Regions from separate parts of the Homo sapiens genome. Here region 1 is linked to region 2. Evidence: chromatin loops called from intact Hi-C (ENCODE). Cell type or tissue: A673. All regions are shown on one strand. Each heading gives the region's core, and the rest is flanking DNA. Links, peaks and the distances in the headings are about the cores only. Region 1 overlaps MAST4 (microtubule associated serine/threonine kinase family member 4). Region 2 has its middle 12 kb from the start of CD180.

Region 1 (2,807 bases), core at 12-2,511, 400 kb before region 2:
AGATGCCAGTCTTGGGCTCAATTTCATATCTCCTTGGTTTTCTTGCCTGTGTGATTCTAATTTCTTCCTTTGGCTTTCTCTCTAACCCCATTTTCCTTTCCTGTGGTTCATAATCTGGCAGTGGAACTCTGAGGGCTTCAATGTGGTAGCAGGTACTAACCCTTTGTCCTGGGTACCATGTCTCACATCACTCTTATCTACATTAAATTTTTAAAAAGCTTTTAATTTTTGTGGGTACATAATAGGTGCATATAGTCATGGGTACATGAGATGTTTTGATACAGACATGCAATGTGTAATAATCACATCATGGAGAAAGAGTATCCATCCCCTCAAGCATTTATCCTTCATGTTAAAAATCCAATTACACTCTTTTAGTTACTTAAAAATGTACAATTGGCCGGGTGCGGTGGCTCACGCCTGTAATCCCAGCACTTTGGGAGGCCGAGGCGGGTGGATCATGAGGTCAGGAGATCGAGACCATCCTGGCTAACAAGGTGAAACCCCGTCTCTACTAAAAATACAAAAAATTAGCCGGGCGCGGTGGCGGGCGCCTTTAGTCCCAGCTACTCGGGAGGCTGAGGCAGGAGAATGGCGTGAACCCGGGAAGCGGAGCTTGCAGTGAGCTGAGATTGCGCCACTGCAGTCCGCAGTCCGGCCTGGGCGACAGAGCGAGACTCCGTCTCAAAAAAAAAAAAAAATGTACAATTAAATTATTACGGACTGTAGTCACCCTGTTGTGCTTTCATATAGTAGGTCTTATTCATTCTTTCTATTTTTATGTGTATCCATTAACTGTTCCCACATTTGATCTCTTCCCACTCATTCCTCTAATTCTCTGTGCCCCACTTTCCCTGCATAGAGGAATTTGCATTCTCATACTCATGGGAACCGTAGGGCTAAAGGCATCCTGTCTGTTGGGCATTTCCTCCTCGCCCTCTCCCTAAACTGGATGAGGACCTGGTTCCAGAAAGAATGGGTCCCTCAGGCAGCTGCTTCCCTAAGACTGTGCCGTCTTCCACTTCCACTCCCATCAGTGCTTTTGTGTTGGCTGCATTGATATCAAAGCCGATATTCCTGGATATCTCTAGATGGCAGCATCCACCTCCCTCTGCCTTGAGGCTATGATGGAAAAGAACAGTTGACTCACTCCAAGGATAATGTTTACTGTGCCACCCTGGTCTTCACTGCACATGTTTTTCCTTGCCCTTTCTTCTATTACTACATGTGTTTGAAACTCTGCAGACAGTCTTGAGGTGGAATGTCCAATGCACTCTTTTCCCAGCTTCCGTGTCACAGTCTTCAGCTCGCCAAGTGGGAGACATGAATCTAATCATTCTGTCGTGTTCAGTCCAGCGGAATTTTGTGGGAAGAGCATTGCTTTACACCGCAGCCTGAGGTTGTTAGGTAGTTTTTTACAGGACTGCTCAGGGGGACTCGTGGATAGTGCTGCTGTCTCATGAAGGAGGTGAAGTGTTAAATGGCAGGTCCCATTCTTGTAGGCATGCCCTGTGCAGGCTGGGCAGCCCCTCTGGCTTGCGAAGCTCTGTTCTGGTTTTCTAAACAACTCAGTTTAACATTCATGTCAAATAGCCCCTATTAACTAAATTAGGTTTTTTTTTGGTTCAGAATACTTTATATTTAAAGATAATGCAGAGGTCAAATCAAGCAAGAAGAATGTTCTGTTTTTAAAAGTAGTATTGTGTGCGAATTTTAGGCTAATTATACTTTTTGTTAACCTACCTGTTCTCCCATGAAACTTTGGACTCCTTGAAGCCCAGCCAGTGTCGTGTCTCTGTGTCCTCTCCCATTGCCAGATCAGGGCCAGGGCACAAGAGAGTGCTTCAGAAACATCACTTGCGTTCACAGCATCCTTTTGCCCTGCATTTGGTAGTGCCTGATCCCGTAGCCCAGACATTTATCTCAGAATATTTAAACACACATTTTCTCTGCCTTACCTTCTGTGTTCTGGTGGAATCGTGTTCAGGTGATTTAAACAAAATCTGGAGCAGCTCAGGAGGCACCTGTGTTCTACTGGAGGCGGTGCATGTGTCCCAGACCAGCCTTTTCCCTGCCTTCGTGGAAATTAAACCCACGCAATAGAGATGAGCCAGACTCTGAATTGTAAGAAGCATTTTTGTATAGCACTTCACTGGGAGCTGAAGAGGTATTTCTTTTCTGAGGGTACTTAAAAAATGAGACCTAGAATTTCTCCTTGGATCAGAGGGATCATTCCTAACTGTTGATTACACTGTGGCTGCCTGTCAGCAGGTATACATCTCCTGCATTCTACATTTTTCTTTCTTGATGCCTTTCTCTACATAGTTTGAAACAGAACTTCCCCTCAGCCACCAAAATGTGGTGTTCAGACAGTTGGCTTTGGACTCAGAGGGAAAGGCGTATGAATTCATCTGGGAGAAAACTTAAGTGGAGCTGTTCCTTAAGGCATTTCTACAGTGATCACTAATTAGAAATGTTCTTGCCACATGTCACTTTTCTAATCAACTAGAGGAGCCTTAATGGTCACCCATGTCACCATTACAAATTCAGAACTGTATAGTTGTGATTGGCAGTTGATCAACAACAACTTGTAGTGTCCTCATTTGGGGGATAATCTTCCTGGGAGGAAGAGGTTCAGTCATCCTGTTGTCGTGTTCCTTCCTTCATCGCTGCTGATTTGCATTTTCACAGTAGCTTTTTAAATACAGGGATATATGAGAAAGGAAAAGGTAGCCCACAGGGTTGTTATTCCATTGACATTTTTATAAGAAGTGATATGTATACAATATTAGAAAATCCCAAGAATA
Region 2 (2,807 bases), core at 260-2,759:
TTTTAATCCTGTCTCCTTCCTTGCCCATGAAAAATGTCCATTTAGTCATAGTCGGAGTCAAGGGCAGAGCGAGGTGGGAGAGTGCCAGCCCGATGCTCTGTGACCCCATCCCAGCCTCGTCCCCTAGGCTTTCTCTTAGGCAGTGCTCTCCCAGCCTCTGTCATCTCCTTAAACATGGGTCTCCTTGCCTGGGCGAACCCTGCACATCCTTCTGAGCAGCACTGCCCAGTAGAAATGGGAGCCACATATGCAACTGTAAGTTTTCTAGTAGCCCACCTTAGAAAGAAAAAAAAAACCACGAAACAAATCTGTCATTGCTTTCTTCTTCCACATTTTGCTTTTTAAACTTCTGTTTTAAGTTTTTTACTTTAAAAAAATTCCCAAAAAGGAGACAGAAAACAGCTCCTGGAAGAATTTACAACCAACTGCATCGGGGTCTGGGAAACTGGACCAGGGTGGGGATGAGTGGATGGGAAGGGGTCCCCTTTAGTCACTGCGGCCTCACTGGAAGACCAAGGGAGCAGGGATTCTTCAGTCAAAAGGGAGGCAGGGAAGAGAAGTGGGAGGAGGTGGGAGTTGGGTGGTTGGAGGAGATGAACAGAAAATAAAATGTCGTTGTCTGGTTAAATCCAGAGAAAAATACCTGGCCCTGTAAGGAGGGAGGATGCCCTTCCAAGGGGATGGAAGGGGTCTGGAGGGAAGCAGGGTAGGGAGGCCACCCTGAGACCCTGGGCAGGCCCTGGTGGAGGAAGCGGGCAGGGGCCTCCGGGACTGTGGGACACACTAGCTATTGTGTTCTTGTGCCATCACCCTGTGTGTTCCCAGAGCAGCTCCTTGCTTCATTTTGCTTTCTCTTAATAAATGACATGGCAGTCCTCCCTGCCCCAAAGTGAAAAATTAATTAATTTCAGGAATATATTTTATTTAACTCAATATATCAAAATATTATTGCAATCATATAAAATCAATGTAACTGATGTGAAATATTAATGAGATGTTCACCTTCTAACTTTATACTATGTCTTCAAAATCCAGGGCTTGTTTTACATTTCCAGCACATCTCAATTTTGGCCCTATATTTTCATTGGAAATATTTGATCCGTATTTAGATTTCATAAAATTCATAGCCAAAAAACTAGATTGACATAACCAAGTTGTTCCAGGCACACTTAAGAGTTTTTCAACCACTGAATCGAGTAATAATGTTTAATGTTTAAACAAGTTAAAATGAAATAAAATTCAATATTCAGTTTCTCAGTCTACATTTCAAGTGCTCAAGAGGCACATATGAACTGGAGAGAAATGAAACCAAAAAAACACGGGCTAGTGAGTTCAGATTAAACAGCCACCTGAAATCATCATTGACTGATTACTCTTCTTGCTGGCTACCTCGGCACAGCAAACTGCAGGCAGGCCTGGAAGCTTGGGTTTTTGGCATGGAGTGTTGTCAGGTTCATTCCTACACGGTAGGCAGTGGCAGGAGTTATTTTGCAAATGTTAACCCTGCCACCTAGTGACCACTTTCTGAATGTCACTTGAAGATTACCACCTGAAAATTCGTGTTGACCTCAGTCTTGCCGCCCTTCCAGACTTTCTCCTGCTTGGAGGCCCCATGTGGCACGGTGCTGCTGATGTGTCATAACTGTTTTGGGGCTGCGTTAGCGATCCCTGGAGGATATGGACTGAGCTGTATCTCCCTTTGTTTTCCCACAACAGTAAGGTGCTTGGAGATTAAGGAGCACGTCTCAGGAGCATCCTATGTGCCGAGGAGATGGCTTCTGTCTCCCCAAGGGTTAGAGTTCCCAATTTCTCTTGTGTGACTCAATTGTAGCACCTGAATCTTCTGTTTGTTAATATGTGTCCCTCCTCCATTGAACTGCGAAATCTGTGAGGTCAGGGACAATGTCTTTCTTATGTTTGAGCCCCATCCCCTAGTTTGGTATCTGTCTGACAACTGTCAGGGGAATGAATGGCCGGATGGCATGGCTATAAACTCCCAGTCTGCCCGGCATTCTTGCCATAGTTCTCCAGATGGGGCATCTTCCCTTTTCCACTCTCAGGATGAACTGTGTCATCTTTACGTTTCTTCACCCCTTAGCCTCCCCCTTCTTCCATACATGTTCAGCACATGCTTAGTATATGACCTTGCCTTGAATTTTGGAAATAGAAAGCTGAAGTTAGGAATTCCTTAATTTACACCCACCAAACCTTCAAACCTACCTCTCCATGTGCCAGCACATGCACCTGGATGCCCTGCCACACCTTCCAAGTGTGCTCTGAATCCCCGGAACCACTCATTGGGATCACCTGGGGAGATTTGACAATGATTGATGCCTGGGTTCCAAAGCAAAAAGTCTGATGTCTCACGTCTGTAATCCCAGCACTTTGGGAGGCCGAGGCAGGCGGATCACGAGGTCAGGAGATCGAGACCATCCTGGCTAACACGGTGAAACTCCGTCTCTACCACAAATACAAAAAAAAGAATTAGCTGGGTGTGGTGGCGGGCACCTGTAGTCCCAGCTACTCGGGAGGCTGAGGCAGGAGAATGGCGTGAACCTGGGAGGCGGAGCTTGCAGTGAGCCGAGATCATACCACTGAACTCCAGCCTGGGCGACAGAGCAAGACTCTGTCTCCAAGAAAAAAAAAAAAGTCTGATGTTATTTGTCTTGGGTTTAGGCTGGGTGTGGGGATTTTTAAAAAATGTCCCCAGGGGATCCTAAACTACAGCCAGGATTGAGACCTGCTCTCTGAATCCTCTGTTTCTGCCTTCTCAGGCTTCAGCAGGTAGCCCCACTCTCACCTGCATT

Evidence for each region. Peaks named below come from ENCODE experiments on the same cell type or tissue, not always from the same donor. Only the 100,000 strongest peaks of a DNase experiment are listed, where the experiment ranks them.
Region 1: a loop joins it to region 2, with 7 times the contacts of the local background. A loop is called at or near these places in 80 of 110 quality-filtered maps.

The regions. Positions count from the first base shown.
Region 1 is chr5:66,806,817-66,809,623 of GRCh38, forward strand. All of the region lies in intron 3 of MAST4 (microtubule associated serine/threonine kinase family member 4), which reads left to right. Among named protein-coding and RNA genes, the nearest start is that of MAST4-AS1, 200 kb to the right of the region's middle. In A673, for the core only: a CTCF peak has its summit at 1,081 (motif pointing right); a DNase peak (open chromatin) is centred at 1,105.
Region 2 is chr5:67,207,862-67,210,668 of GRCh38, forward strand. No RefSeq gene overlaps it. Among named protein-coding and RNA genes, the nearest start is that of CD180, 12 kb to the left of the region's middle. In A673, for the core only: CTCF peaks have their summits at 1,521 (motif pointing left) and 1,722; a DNase peak (open chromatin) is centred at 1,470.